Regions from separate parts of the Homo sapiens genome. Here region 1 is linked to region 2. Evidence: read pairs that join two places in POLR2A ChIA-PET (ENCODE). Cell type or tissue: A673. All regions are shown on one strand.

Region 1 (8,000 bases), 1.1 Mb before region 2:
CTCACTGCAACCTCTGTCTCCCAGGTTCAAATGATTCTCCTGCCTAAGCCTCCAGAGTAGCTGGGATCACAGGCATCTGCCGCCACGCCCAGCAATTTTTTAAATTTATTTTTTATTTTTAGTAGAGAAGGGGTTTCACTATGTTGGCCAGACTGGTCTCAAACTCCTGACCTCAGGCCATCTTTCCGCCTCGGCTTCCCAAAGTGCTGGGATTACAGGCGTGAGCCATGGCGCCTGGCCCCTTTATCCTTTTTAGTTAACTCGTCAGAAGCCGATTCTACATGGACGCAGCCACCCCAAGTGCCGCTAAGTTGTGTATGTGCATATTCTTCCAGGTCTGGGATCTCCTGGCTGTTGCTGTCTTCTGCTCTCATCCTGCAGGTGGGACTCTCAGGTGAGAAGTTGGGCCCTGTCCCTCGGCTGTTGGAGATCTCCAGGCAATCCAAGCTTGCCAGTTCCTTTCTCCCTCCTCCCACCGGCCATAAGGGCACAGAGGGACAGGGGAACTAGCACATTTAGACAAGGACAGGTCGTGGCCGGGTGCAATGGCTCACACCTGTAATCCCAGCACTTTGAGAGGCCGAGGTGGGCAGATCATGAGGTCAGGAGTTCAAGACCAGCCTGACCAACATGGTGAAACCCCGTCTCTACTAAAAATAGAAAAATTAGCAGGACGTGGTGGCAAGTGCCTGTAATCCCAGCTACTCAAGAGACTGAGGCAGGAGTATCGCTTGAACCTGGGAGGCAGAAGTTGCAGTTAGTGGAGATCGTGCCACTGCACTCCAGTCTGTGACAGAGTGAGACTCCATCTCAAAAAAAAAAGGCAAGGACAGGTCAGGCGGGAGAGGAGGTGGCATTTGGGGGACTGTCAAACAGATGCTGATGTCAGATGCTTGATTTTGTTCTTAGCAACCCAAGGAAGCAAAAGGCAGGTTCCCGCATACGAGCGTGTAGCCACCTTGATTGAAATGGTTCAAAAATATCTTTGCTGTTTGCCATTAGCACACTCTCTTTGAAGATGGCGTTTATTTTTTAAGGGTGTTTATTTTTAAACGTTCCCTCAGCAACACCTGGTTGTCACAGAAGCGGAAAAGGCGGTCCCAAGAGTGGTGCTCACTTCCAAACCCCTTATCGCCAGTTCAAGCCTCAGATGCTTGAGGAGCTTGGGTTAAATAGGCTGTAAGACTGTCGCACAAGAAGCCCCTCAATAAATATGCACCCGTGTGATTTCCCAGCACTGAAGCCCTTTGGGTGGAGCTTCTCAAGGCATGAGGACAGCCTGGTTCCTGGGGCCCTGACTCTGAGGGCTCCTGCGGCTGAAGGAGGGCAGGGTGGAGGCTGAAACAGGCCTGGAGCTGCTGGGTGCCTGGCAAGGGGGCTGCTGAGCTCACCGGGTGGGTTTGCCTTCCAGCTGACACCATGAGTAGTGACACTGAAATGGAAGTGTTCGGCATAGCTGCTCCTTTCCTCCGGAAGTCAGAAAAGGAGAGGATCGAGGCTCAGAACCAGCCCTTTGATGCCAAGACGTATTGCTTCGTGGTGGACTCAAAGGAAGAATATGCCAAGGGGAAAATCAAGAGTTCTCAGGATGGGAAGGTCACTGTGGAAACTGAGGACAACAGGGTAAGGCTCTGTACCCTCCACAGGCTGCTGGCCCTCCACCTGGTCCTTGTGCTTGCCTGGGGTATGCATCTGCCCAACCCCAGCCACTTCCAGATGTGGTTCCAGCACTGGAATGCCGCATACAATGTAGCCTGGGGCTTCCCAGGTATCCTCAGAGAAAGCAGAGTGAATACTGGCCTCAGGTTCCAGGGTGGGAATAGAGTCTGGCTGTGGCTGATTAAAACAATTAGTTTTCAGGTATTTTTGTCCACGTTCACTGTAGGCCAGAGGGGCCCAGCTCCACGTGTCCCAAGGGTGTGGAGTTGGGAGTTCAACATGAATGAGCGCTGTTTCAGAACACTCTCCTTTGGTAGCCTAGATTTGTCCCAAATTATTCTATCAATGGCCATCTAACCAAGGAAGTAAGGAAAATGTGTTAGGGATCCTAGGGGACCACAAGCTCAGTGAAATAGCAGCCTCCTTGTATCATGAAGGGGATGAGCACTGCAGCCCATTACATTCTGGCCCAAGCCACTGTGGGGGTGCTGCGAGGAATTCTGGAGCTCACTAGTTTCTAAAATCCACATCAGGAGAATCTGGAAAAGTCCCAAGAAAAGTAAAAAGCAAAAAAAGGAAAAAAGAAAGAAAGAGTGAAAGAGAGATGGAGGGAAGGAAGGAAGGAAAGAAAGAAGGAAGAAAGAAAGCAAGGAAGGAAGGAAAGAAAGAAAGAGAAAGAAAGAAAGAAAATAAAAGAGACAAGTAAAGGAAATACTATCATTGGGTTGGGCATGAAGGAAAAAAGGCATTAAAAACCGCCCTGCACGTGAACCCGGGAGGTGGAGCTTGCAGTGAGCCTAGATCACGCCACTGCACTCCAGCCTGGGAGACAGAGCAAGACTCGGTCCCCCCAAAAAATAAGAACCGCCCTGCAGTGCTACCAAGCATTGGAGCTCCGAAAAGGTGGCTCTCTGTGTATTTCCAATAAGGAGCTAAGAATGGGCTGCTAACACGTCAGGGAAGGAGGAAGCTAGATACAGTGAATGATAATCTAAGATGAACCTAAGAGACCATCATAGACAGCCAGGGCCCATTGGCCGGGATGGTTTGAATGAATCCCTGCTTGAAGGCAGGGAAAAGGCAGGTTTCCCATCCACACTGCCCAGAGACAGAACCAGGAAAACTGACCATTTCAGAGGAGGTCACAGAGAAAAAGGAGGTGAGGACAGGGCAGGGAAGAGGAAGACAAGTTCCCCACCCCCTGTGCCTGAGGTCCTCCAGCTTCCCGAGGGTGTGGGGGTTTGTCCTGCTGAGAGAAGTGCAGGTGCTCAGAACCACTGCTCTGCCTCATGGTGCCGTTTGCCTGGCTTATAACACTCTGACCCCAGAAAGGGCAGGAAAGGGGTGGGGAGGGCAACTGAGGGGCCCTTTCCTGAGCATGCTGGGGCTGGGTGGTGAAGGGGGAAGAGGTGGGCCGGGGGCTGGACAGCTGCTTTCAGAGAGCTCAGAATGTTGGCAATCCATGGGCACCAGCCTGGCAATCCAATGCCCCTTCCTCATTCTCTTCGGTCCCTGCCTCACGACTGCAGGGGACATATGCGTCATTTTCTCTCAGTAGACAGGAAAGAGCCAGCTGCTGGAGCTGGATTTTGGTCCAGGCAGTGTTACTGACTGAGCTGAAAGGTTCCTGCTGGCCCCGTTCCCAGCCACCATCACCCATATCCACCCACACAGATCCTCTTTTCTCATTTCCGACATCCGTCTCTCACCTCAGGCCCAATGGGGAGGAAGAAGACACCCTGAATAACAGAAACAAACCCCATTTCATCAGCACCACCACAAGCCGCCCCATAGCCTTTCCTCCTCTCGCTGTGAGCTGGGCTTGTTCTAGGGTTTGGCCCTTCCATCTCGGCTCAAGAGTCTCTTGGTCTTTTGGTGGGGGCAGCAGACAAGACGTGCAGACAGGCCAGGCACGGTGCCTCACACCTGTAATCCCAGCACTTTGGGAGGCTGAGGCGGGTGGATCACGAGGTCAGGAGATCGAGACCATCCTGGCTAACACGGTGAAACCCCGTCTCTACTAAAAATAAAAAAAATTAGCCGGGTGTGGTGGCGGGCGCCTGTAATCCCAGCTACTTGGGAGGCTGAGGCAGAAGAATGGTGTGAACCCGGGAGGTGGAGCTTGCAGTGAGCCGAGATCGCATCACTGCACTCCAGCCTGGGCGACAAAGCAAGACTCCGTCTCAAAAAAAAAAAAAAAAAAAAAAAAAAAAAAGACGTGCAGACCATCTTAGTGAAGCACTGTGCCTCTTCCTTTTTAGACCCTGGTGGTCAAACCAGAGGATGTGTACGCCATGAACCCCCCCAAGTTCGACAGGATCGAAGACATGGCCATGCTGACGCACCTGAATGAGCCAGCCGTGCTGTACAACCTGAAGGACCGTTACACATCTTGGATGATCTATGTCAGCGAGGGCTTTCGACGTGGTTTCCCTGGGGCATTAGATATGCGGGCAGGGGAGGGAGGCAGAGGTATGTGTGTGGGCCGTGGGATTCTGGAAGATGAGTGCTTGCCTAGCTGATGAACAAAACACAAAGACGGAGGAGAAAGAAGGCAAGAAAGCAAGAGGTGGATGGGGCAGGAAGAAGGAAGGTGGGAAGGAGGACCAGGAGCCGGAGAGCGGGGAAGCTGGGGCCAGGCTTGGTCACGGGGTGCTGTGACTTACCAACTGTGGGAGGGTCGCCACTCCCCTTTTTGAGTCTCAGTGCCTCACTATAAATAGGAATGGTAGCCTCCCCCCTTTATAAGTTTATCCCAAAGAAACATGAGATAATAATAAAGGCAGCTGGGTGTGGTGGCTCACGCCCGTAATCCCAGCACTTTGGGAGGGTAAGGCGGGTGGATCATGAGGTCAAGAGATCGAGACCATTCTGGCCAACATGGTGAAGCCCCATCTCTACTAAAATACAAAAATTAGCCGGGCGTGATGGCATGTACCTGTAGTCCCAGCTACTCGGGAGGCTGAGGCAGGAGAATTGCTTGAACCCGGGAGGTGGAGGTTGCAGTGAGCCAAGATCGTGCCACTGCACTCCAGCCTGGTGACAGAGTGAGACTCCGTCTCAAAAAAAAAAAAAAACAATAATAATAATAAAGGCAAGGGGTTTTCCATATGCACATACATACATATACGCACGTATATGTTTTTCCTCCCACAGACCTACTCAGGCCTCTTCTGTGTCACTGTCAACCCCTACAAGTGGCTGCCGGTGTACAACCCCGAGGTGGTGGAAGGCTACCGAGGCAAAAAGCGCCAGGAGGCCCCACCCCACATCTTCTCCATCTCTGACAACGCCTATCAGTTCATGCTGACTGGTGAGTTTCCCAGGAGGAAGCATGGGATGCTGGAGCAGGCACTGCATGAGGCGAGCGGCAGTTGCCCCTTACTCCCAGGCTGGACCCCATCTGGTGTTTAGCACAGGGAAAGGAGGAAGAAGGAGCCAAAAGAGGCAGAAAGGGGCTGCATCATGTAGGGCCCCGCATGCCAAGGTGACGAGTTTTGGATTTAATGCAAGTTAGAATATGCAAAACGGATATGGATGTTTTCATGGATCAAAACCAAAAACTGATCATTTTATATAGTTCAGCCTAATACAGCAAGAACGATGAGAAGCCACTGGCTGGTTTTTTTTTTTTTTTTTTGAGATGGAGTCTTGCTATGTTGCCCAGGCTGGAGTGCAGTGGTGTGATCTCGGCTCACCACAACCTCTGCCTCCCGGGTTCAAGCGATTCTCCTGCCTCAGCCTCCCGAGTAGCTGCGACTACAGGTATGCACCACCATGTCCGGCTATTTTTATATTTTTAATAGAGACAGGGGTCACTTTGTTGGCCAGGCTGGTCTCAAACTCCTGACCTCGTGATCTGCCTGCCACAGCCTCCCAAAGTGCTGGGATTACAGGCATGAGCCACTGCACCCGGCTGCCACTGGCTGATTCTGAGTGGAGACTTGCCCTCTCTGAGTCTCAGTCTCAAGAAGGAGGCTTTCGATATTGACCAAAGGATACAGCTGGAAAGGAGAAATCGGTGCTGGTGATCTGTCCCATAGAATGGTGACTCCGATAAGTAATAATGCATTGTATATTTCAAAATCCCTAAAATAGTATATTTTAAATGTTTTCTCCACAAAAAAATAAGTATGTGAGGTGACGGATTTGTTAATTAGCTTGATTTAATCATTCTGCCATATAAACATATATCAAATCATCATGTTGTACCCTACAAATATATACAAATATTGTTTGTCAATTAAAAATAAAATAAAATAAAAAGCAGATGGAGGCTCTTCAGATTCCCACCTAAAGGCTAAACAAAAAATGTAAAGGAAGAGGAATTGTGCAATTTAACTCTGGCTACTTGAGAGTTGGGTAGAATCGGGAAGCTCTTTTTCTATTGCCATCAACTCTATTTTATTTTTTCCTCTGGCAGATCGTGAAAACCAGTCCATTCTGATCACGTAAGTATCCATGGCATAGAGTGGTTTCATAGCTGTGCCACTGGCTCTATTCTGTTCATTAGAAAGTGTTTGGAGCAGAGTCTATAATAAAAAGATCAGGCTGGGCGCGGTGGCTGACACCTGTAATCCCAGCACTTTGGTAGGCTGAGATGGGCGGATCACGAGGTCCAGGAGATCGAGACCATCCTGGCTAACACGGTGAAACCCTGCCTCTACTAAAAAAAATACAAAAAAATTAGCTGGGTGTGGTGGCGGGCACCTGTAGTCACAGCTACTCAGGAGGCTGAGGCAGGAGAATGGCGTGAACCCAGGAGCCGGAGCTTGCAGTGAGCCGAGATCGCGCCACTGCACTCCAGCCTGGGCAGCAGAGTGAGATTCTGTCTCAAAAAATAAAAAATAAAAGAGAAAAATAAATAAATAAAAAATAAAAAGATCGATTTGGGGATGGGGAGGAAGGTCTGCATAAGGCCTCAGAAAAATGGAATTACCCATCCTTGGGTCAGCTGAGCAAGTGCCTGTGGCACCTGTGCCCTGGGCGTCTGCCTTCTCAAGTGGTCTGTCACATTAGTGTGGTGAGTGTGTGTCAGAGATGGCTCAGACCATGCCCAGGCCTCAGTATGACATCCTGAAAAGCCTGTTTATACTAACAGACTTGTTTCTTTCTCTCTCTTTTGATCACTCTGTACAGCGGAGAATCCGGGGCAGGAAAGACTGTGAACACCAAACGGGTCATCCAGTACTTTGCAACAATTGCAGCTACTGGGGACCTGGCCAAGAAGAAGGACTCCAAAATGAAGGTATAGATGGGAGAGGAAGGCTTGCTTTGCTTCCACTTTTAACTGTGGTCTTAACCTCAGAATGAGGGGGCCAAATGTCCTCACATTCCCCCCTCTTCAGAGAATGGAGAACAGGCTAGGATTTACTATCTTGAAGGACAGCCAGTCACCTTAGACAACGCAGTGTCAAGTTGGTCTTGTAGGACTAGATCCCGGGATTTCTTAGAAGACAAGGCTCTAGGGCTAAACTTCAGAGGTCAATCTGCAGACGGCTCAGAGAGCTTGTTCTTTTGTGGAAGAATCACATATACCAATGTGAGTGACTCACAGCATATCCTGGGCTTTTGAAACAAATGTATTACAGCAGCATGAAATGAATACGGACAACTGACTGGAGAATCAAGGGATTGAAGTGTTAAAGGAATGCTCAGTCAAGAGATCCCCAACTGTAGTGCCAAATATAACAAAATGGCAAAAGTGTTTTGAGTAAGACATGCTGCTGATTTGGTTGGTCCTAGGATTGGAAAGTCAAGGAGGGTGGGGCTTTATCAGGGCAAGCCAGAGTCACAGAGTGGGTGAGCATTTTTTACTGTCATTCTGTGGCTTAAAAACATGTTTCCTCAGGCTGGGCTCGGTGGCTCACGCCTGTAATCCCAGCACTTTGGGAGGCCGAGGCGGGTGGATCACCTGAGGTTAGGAGTTCGAGACCAACCTGACCAATATGGAGAAACCCCATCTCTACTAAAAATACAAAATTAGCCGGGCATGGTAGTGCATGCCTGTAGTCCCAGGTACTCGGGAGGCTGAGGCAGGAGAATCACATGAACCCGGGAGGTGGAGGTTGCAGTAAGCCAAGATCGTGCCATTGCACTGCAGCCTGGGCAACAAGAGTGTAACTCCATCTCAAAAAAAAATGTTTCCTCTTCTTCCCTCAATTTCTTGCATTAGGGGACTCTGGAAGATCAAATCATCAGTGCCAATCCCCTGCTGGAGGCCTTTGGGAACGCCAAGACTGTGAGGAATGACAACTCCTCCCGTTTTGTGAGTCTGAGTTTGGTTAAGATGGAATTTGCTTTGTGCCTCACAAAATAGGCAAGAGCCCTGTCCTCAAAGA
Region 2 (8,000 bases):
AGACTGGTCTAGTGGTGATGGATTACCTTCGTTTTTGCTTGTCTGTGAAAGATTTTATTTCTCTTTCATTTCTGGAGGATATCTTTGCTGCATGTAATATTCTTGGTTGGCAGATTTTTTTTTTCTTTTAGTACTTTGAACATAAAATCCTATTCTCTCTTGGTTGGTAAGATTTCTGCTGAGAAATCTGCTATTAGTCTAATGGGAACTCCCTCATAGGTGATTTGATGCTTTTCTCTTGCTGGTTTCTTTTTGTCATTGTTGTTTGTTTGTTTTTGAGATGGAGTCTTGCTCTGTTGCCCAGGCTGGAGTGCAGTAGCGTGGTCTCAGCTCACTGCAACCTCCGCCTCCCAGGTTCAAGTGATTCTCCTGCCTCTGCCTCCTGAGTAGCTGGGATTACAGGCACCTGCCACCATGCCCAGCTAATTTTTTTGTATTTTTAGTAGAGACAGAGTTTCACCATGTTGGCCAGGCTGGTCTTGAACTCCTGACATCGTGATCTGCCAGCCTCGGCCTCCCAAAGTACTGGGATAACAGGCATGAGCCACCACATCCAGTCCTTCTCTTGCTGTTTTTAGAATTCTTTGTCTTTGACTTTTGATAATTTGACTCTAATGTGCCTAAGAGGGGTCCTGTTTGAATGGAATCTATTTGGGATTCTTTTAGCTTCCTGGATCTGGAAGCTCCCAAGACTTGGGAAGTTTTCAGCTACTATTTCATTCAATGTTTTCTGTACATTTGCCCTTCTTTTCTCTTTCTGGAACACCTACAGTGTGAATATTTGTTCACTTAATAGTGTCCCATGAATTCTGTAGGCTTTCTTCATTCCATTTTACTTTTTCTTCCCCCCATCTTTCTGTGTTATTTCACAAGATCTGTCTTCAAGTTCAAAAATTCAGCCACGCATGGTGGCTCACACCTGTAATCCTGGCACTTTGGGAGGCCAAGGCGGGCAGATCACTTGAGATTAGGAGTTCGATACCAACCTGGCTAACATGGTGAAACCCCATCTCTACCAAAAAATACAAAAATTAGCTGGATGTGATGGCATGCCCCTGTAGTCCCAGCTACTCAGGAGGACTGAGGAGGGAGAATCACTTGAGCCCAGGAGGTGGAGGTTGCAGTGAGCTGAGATAATGCCACTGCACTCCAGCCTGGGTGACAGAGTAAGAACCTGTCTCCAAAAAAATAAATAAATAAAATTCTGCTTGGTCTAGTCTTTTGGTAAAGCTCTAGCTTGTACTTATTTACTTATTCATTGAATTCTTCCACTCCAGGATACCTGTTTTGTTCTTTTTTATGGTATTTATCTTCTTGTTGAATTTCTTGTTCAAGTCATGAATTGTTTTCCTGATTTCATCAAATTGTCTAGCTCTATTATCTTGTATCTCACTGTAAGATTACTATTTTGAATTCTTTTTCTGTCATTTTGTATATTTCTCTATCATTGGGGTCTATTACACAGGAATTATTGTATTCCTTTGGAGGTGTCATGTTTCCTTGCTTTTTCATGTTCGATGTATCCCTATGTTGATGTCTATGCATCTGGTGGAATAATTGCCTCTTCCAATTTTATGTGGTAGGTTTTGCAGGGAAAGAAATATTTGTATGAATGGATCTTGGGGTGTTGGTTCAGTGGGATGCATTGGCTTTGGTTCCAGGTGGGCATAGTAGTGTAGTTTTTGTGTAGTTTCTTTAACTGTAATCCATGCCAGTGACATTTGTGAGTGTCTCAGTGGCCTCAGCTGAGAGGCTTTGTGGTGGTGGTGGCATGACTTTGCCAGGGATGTGTTCACCGGGCTATTTGTCAGGTCAGCGATGCATGCGTTCACATGGTGGGTTGTCCAACTTGGGGTCTCACTTGCTGGGGTTGGGGTTGGTGCCCTTACTCTGGCTGAGGGCACAGTTGCTTGGTTGCTTGGCCAGTCTGGGAGTATGCCTGCCAGAGGTGGCCTGTTGGGCTGTTTCTCAGGTTTGGGACATGGGCACACTGCTGCTCAGCTCTCCTGTGGGGAATGCCTGCTGGGGACAGCCTACAGGGCTATTTCTCAGGCATGAGAGGTGGGCATAAGTCTGCTTGATGGCCCCGGGGGCATGTCTGCCAGGAGTGGCCTGAGGAGTTGCTTCTCAGACCCGGGATATGAACACAAGGCTGCTCGGCTGGCCTAGGGGAGTTGCCGCTAGGGGTGACCCATGGGCTGTTTTTCAGGCCTGAGATATGGACACATGGCTACTTGGCTGGCCTGGGGGTATGTCTGCCAGGGGCAGCCTGCAGGGTTGTTTCTCAGGCCCTGATTGAGGTGTGGGGCCTTTGGGCAGGCCGGGGGCATGTCTGTAGGGGGCTGCACTGCCCGACTGTTTCATAGATCCGGGATGCAGGAGCGTAGTCACTCTGCTAGCCTGTCAGTTGCTCAGGGCCTTCTGCTTGCAGGAGGGTATGCAGCAGTTTGGTTGGCTCAAGAGTGGGTTTGCCCTGGGTGGGACTGTTTCTGTGGCTGAAAGTGCAGAGGGTGGTTTCCCTTCATTGCAGGACCAGAGTCACAGCCATTCCCGAGCCCTGGGTTGTGGAGTTCAGCCACCTGTGTAGCTTTGGTGGCATGAAAATGGAGTCCCAGTGCTGGAAAGGTGCAGTGGCTACTGGCCCCAAGAGGAAGGCACACTCCAGAGGGAGCTGTGGTCTAAAGATGGCGCCATGCTGTAGTAACTTGGCTCATGGAGTGGGTGGGGAGTGGGGAATGCTCCTAATCTGGGGCAGTGCAACTGTACGAATTCCCAGCAGCTCTCCAAACTGGGCTCAGAACTTGCAAGGACTGGGGGATCCTCCTGTAATAAGGACTGTAGGTGTTTGCAGTGGCAGTGGGGGCAGGTGGGAATCTCCCGCTTACCTTTTCCTCACAGGGAGAAGGCCTTCATATGTCCAGGCCTCCTCAGTCCTGGTGGAAGAGATGGGGCCACAGAGGCTGGGGGCCTTCATGCTGCCCTCCTAGACTTTCAGTCACCACAGGGGCCTCTCCACTTCCCCACTGCAGTTCAGCACTTTCCCACACTGAAGTCAAATCTTAGCTGTTTATTCATTGCCTTAGTCCTTTCCTAAGAAAGGTGGGTGGGGGGGGGGGGGAGCGGGTGAGCACCAGCTGACTCTAATCAGTCATCTTGCTGATGTCCCACCCATCATTTATTCTATGATTTTTCATGAATCTGTTGAGAGCTCTAAAGATGAGTCTAATGTTCATCTCTTTGTTGAATTGGTCAGAAGGTCGTGTCCTGGACAAGATGATCTTCTCAGCTTGGACAGAATGCAGACAGGTGGGGAGAGGAGAGGAGCTACTTGAGAGGAGAAAAATCCTGAAAACATGGGGACTGAGGTGGAAATCATGTGTTTCCTGTTCCTTAGACAGCGAGACCAACTGGTCTCGTGCAGAAAGGGCACATGGATTATTAGAGGGAGTAAGGTTAAGATTGACAAATCAGAATGTGTTTATTCTGTTATGAATGCTACATTATAGTCACAAAATTGGTATTGAAACCCTGCATGTGTTTCTGTCTCTGAGCAACCAAATACTCCTTTTTTTTTTTTTTTTTTTGAGACAGAGTCTTGCTCCGCTACCCAGGCTGCAGTGCAGTGGCGCCATCTTGGCTCACTGCAACCTCCGCCTCTCAGGTTCAAGCGATTTTCCTGCCTCAGCCTCCCAAGTAGCTGGGATTACAGATGTCTGCCGCCAAGCCCGGCTAATTTTTTTTGTGTTTATTAGAGACAGGGTTTCATCATGTTGGACGGGCTGGTCTGGAACTCCTGACTTCAGGTGATCTGCCCGCCTCAGCCTCCCAGAGGGCTGGGATTACACACATGAGCCACTGCGCCCGGCTCCAAATACCCTTTAATGGGAAATTATATGGTCTTTTTTTAAAACAACAACAACATTGTAATCTGTAGTCGCAACATTGTGTCTGCTTGAGAAATAATATTTGTACCTTTGGGGTCACGTAGCCTCTGAGACAAACTTTGTCCTAATAAAAAGGCCGCTGTTCGGCCTTCTGTTTTTGAAATTTAAGAACCTCATTTATTACCAACTTCTTTTAGGATTATTAACTCAAACATCTCTTGGAGGATTAGTACAAATATTATGTTCTCCCATCATCTCTATAACAGGCTGTAATTCTGAGGACCAAGCTTGTGCCTTATTCATCCTTGTATCTCGTCCAGCACTGAATACAGTTCCTGGCATAAACTAATGATGCAATAAATTGTGTTTGAATTGAATTTTCAAAGCATTCAAGGCTGGCCACCTCTGCACTTGTGGGAGTAATTTGCATTTGAGCTGCATGTTTTGAGATATATCATGCATTTAATATTGTTCTTTAGGTCCAGCCTGATGAGTGAAGAGGCTAAGCGAGGAGCACCCAACCCTTGGCTCTTTGAGGAGCCAGAGGAGACCAGAGGCTTGGGTTTTGATGAAATCCGGCAACAGCAGCAGAAAATTATCCAAGGTACTAAATATCCTGAGGAGTGTGGGCTCAGAAACCTTGCCAGAATTTTTTTTTTTTTTTTTTTGAGACGGAGTCTTGCTATGTCGCCTAGGCTGGAGTGCAGTGGCGTGATCTTGGCTCACTGCAACCTCCACCTCCCGGGTTCAAACGATTCTCCTGCCTCAGCCTCCCGAGAAGCTGGGACTACAGGTGCGTGCCACCATGCCCGGCTAATTTTTTGTATTTTTAGTACAGACAGGGTTTCACCCTGTTAGCCAGGATGGTCTTGATCTCCTGACCTCATGATCTTCCCACCTTGGCCTCCCAAAGTGCTGGGATTACAGGTGTGAGCCACCGTGCCCGGCCACCAGATTTTCTACTGGAGCCTTGTTTGTTCCTCATCCCCATTGAAAATTGGAGTGAAAACTGCTGGTCTTTTAAAGCTTTTGGTGTGTGCCTCAGGATACCTGAGGAATAGACAGTTGCTGTCACTCATCTCGGTGGCTCATGGAAGTGGTGATTTTCCATTGGGCAAGAGCAGAGAGAGCAGATCTGAATCTAAGTCCAAGCAAATTTGATGCTTATGCTCTTTACTTTAGCTTCACGACTGGGAATTAGTCTCCAAACACAAGACTCCATTTTATTTTTTAAATTATAAAATATGTCAGTTTGGCTTTTCTTTTTTATCTTTTGCCCTGTGGCTTTTTAACTTTTTTTTTTTAAACTTTCTTATATTTTTAAAATTTCAGAAGTATGCATGATTGTTATACAAAGTGTAAACAACATAGGAATGTATAAGATGAAAGCCCTCCATATTGTTTCTCCAATCTCAAACTGGAAACAGATTAATATGTATTTCCTTAGACCTTTTGTATACATTCACATACATATATTCAATATAAATATACTTATTTTACATAAATGGAATCATGAGATATTTAGCTCTCTCCATATATATATATAATTCCACACCTTTTTAAAACTTAGTATGTGTCGGCTGGGTGTGGTGGCTCACGCCTGTAATCCCAGCACTTTGGGAGGCTGAGGCAGGAGGATCACCTGAGATCAGGAGTTCGAGACCAGCCTGGCCAACATGGTGAAACGCCGTCTCTACTAAAAATAAAAAATTAGCTGGGTGTGGTGGCACGCACCTGTAGTCCTAGCTACTCAGGAGGCTGAGGCAGGAGAATCGCTTGAACCCAGGAGGCAGAGGTTGCAGTGAGCCGATATAGCATGTCACTGCACTCCAGCCTGTGCAACAGAGTGAGACTCCATCTCAAAGGAAAAAAAAGAAAAAACCACTTAGTATGTGTTATGGACTTTTTAAAATGTCAGTATGTACAGATACATTATTCTTTCTAATTCTGCTTTTTAAAATCAGCTTTATTGCCAGGCCTGGTGGCACATGCCTGTACTCCTGACACTTTGGGAGGCCAAGGCAGCAGGATGGCTTGAGTGTAGGAGTTTGACACCAGCCTAGGCAACATAGTAAAATCCCATCTTTAAAAAAATTAATGAATAAAAAGGAAGAGGGAGGAGGAGGAGGAGAAAATAAATCTAAAGTCAGCTTTATTGAGATGTAGTTGATATGATCATAAATGGCCCATGTTTGAAGTATATGATTTGATAAGCTTTGACATATGTATATGCCTGTGAAACCATCACTGCAATAAAAATAATGAACCTAATTGTTATTCCCAAAAGTTTTCTTCATGCCTCTTTGTAATTCTTCCTATTGTTCCTCCCTGCCATGCCCAGACAACTGCTGAACTTCTTTCTGTCACTATAAATTAGTTTCCATTTTCTATAATTTTATATAAATAGAACTATACAGTATGTACCTTTTGGGGAAGAAGGGGCTCTGGCTTCTTTGTCTAAGCATAATTATTTTAAGATTCATTGAACTGGTTATGTGTATCAGTATTTCACTCTTTTTTTTTTTTTTTTTTTTTTGAGACAGAGTCTGGCTTTGCTGCCTAGACTGGAGTGCAGTGGTACGATCTCAGCTCACCACAACCTCCACCTCCTGGGTTCAAGCAATTCTCCTGCCTCAGCTTCCCGAGTGGCTGGGATTACGGGCGCCCGCCATCATGCCCAGCTAATTTTTTTTGTATTTTTAGTAGAGATGGGGTTTCACCATGCTGGCCAGGCTGGTCTCGAACTCCTGACCTCAAGCGATCCACTCGACTCGGCCTCCCAAAGTGCTGGGATTACAGGCATGAGCCACCGCGCCCGGCCTGCATTTCACTCTTATATTATAGATTTGTATTCCATTGTATGGATTTACCACAATCTGTGTATCCATTCACCTGTTGATTAATATTTGGGTGGTTTTCAGTTTTTGACTGTTACAAAGAAAGCTGCTATTAGCATTCATGTATAAGACTTTGTATGGACGTAAATTTGCATTTTTTCTGGGGTAAATACCTACAAGTGGAATGAGTGAGTCATATAGTAGCTGTTTGACTTTTTAAATTTAAAACAATTTTTAATTTGCAAGTAAAAATTATATTTATGGTTTGCAATGTGTTGTTTCAAAATATGTATACATAGTAGAATGGGCAAATCAATCTAATTAACTTATGTATAAGCTCACATGCATATTTATTTATGGTGAGAACACTTAAAATCTACTCTCTTAGCAATTTTTAAGTATATTAGTTACCCTGTTGTACAGTCGATCTTTTGAGCTTATTCTTTCTGTCTAACTGAAATTTTGTATTCTGTGACCCACATCTCCTCATCTCTCCCCCAAACCCCAGGGCTGGGTAACCACTCCTCTGCTCTCTGCTTCTCTGTTCATCTTTTTCAGATTCTGCATATAAATGAGATCATATGGTATTTGCCTGGCTTTCTTTGCCTACAAATCCCAGCAGTGGGATTGCTAGTATCACTTTTAATTTTTTGAAGAACCTCCATACTGTTTTCCATAATGGTTGCAGTAAATTTACATCCCCACCAACAGTGTGCAGGGATTCGCTTTTCTCCACATTCTTGCCAACACTTGTTATCTTTTTTCTTTTTGATCATAGCCATTCTGACAGGTGTGAGGTGACAGCTCATCATGTTTGGTTTGTTTGTTTGTTTTTTGAGACAGAGTCTTGCTCTGTCGCCCAGGCTGGAGTGCAGTGACGCAATCTCTGCTCACTGCAAGCTCCACCTCTCAGGTTCACGCTATTCTCCTGCCTCAGCCTCCCGAGTAGCTGGGACTACAAGCACCCACCACCATGCCTGGCTAATTTTTTGTATTTTAGAGATGGGGTTTCACCGTGTTAGCCATGCTGGTTTCGATCTCCTGACCTCGTGATCCGCCTGCCTCGGCCTCCCAAAGTGCTGGGATTACAGGCGTGAGCCACCGTGCCTGGCCTGTTTATTTTTTTGAGACTGTTGCCCAGGCTGGAGTGCAGTGGCGTGATCCTGGCTTACTGCATCCTCCGTCTCCCAGGTTCAAGCGATTCTCCTGCCTCAGCCTCCTGAGTAGCTGGGATTACAGGCATGTACCACCATGCCCAGCTAATTTTTGTATTTTTAGT

The links. ChIA-PET counts read pairs that join two places held together with the same protein. Peaks named below come from ENCODE experiments on the same cell type or tissue, not always from the same donor. Only the 100,000 strongest peaks of a DNase experiment are listed, where the experiment ranks them.
Region 1: POLR2A ChIA-PET joins it to region 2 with 10 read pairs; 2 of 35 experiments call an interaction of 5 or more read pairs at or near these places.

What each region holds. Positions count from the first base shown.
Region 1 is chr17:10,648,484-10,656,483 of GRCh38, reverse strand. It overlaps MYH3 (myosin heavy chain 3), which reads left to right. Exons shown (of 41, transcript NM_002470.4): 2 at 336-394; 3 at 1,412-1,623; 4 at 3,921-4,064; 5 at 4,816-4,972; 6 at 6,083-6,110; 7 at 6,799-6,907; 8 at 7,835-7,927. The coding sequence starts at 1,420. Among named protein-coding and RNA genes, the nearest start is that of MYH3, 4.8 kb to the left of the region's middle. In A673, no CTCF peak of the experiment used is centred here; a DNase peak (open chromatin) is centred at 3,303.
Region 2 is chr17:9,501,526-9,509,525 of GRCh38, reverse strand. It overlaps STX8 (syntaxin 8), which reads left to right. Exons shown (of 8, transcript NM_004853.3): 5 at 4,364-4,488. Among named protein-coding and RNA genes, the nearest start is that of STX8, 70 kb to the left of the region's middle. RefSeq lists enhancers at 1,419-2,286, 2,287-3,155. In A673, no CTCF peak of the experiment used is centred here; no DNase peak of the experiment used is centred here.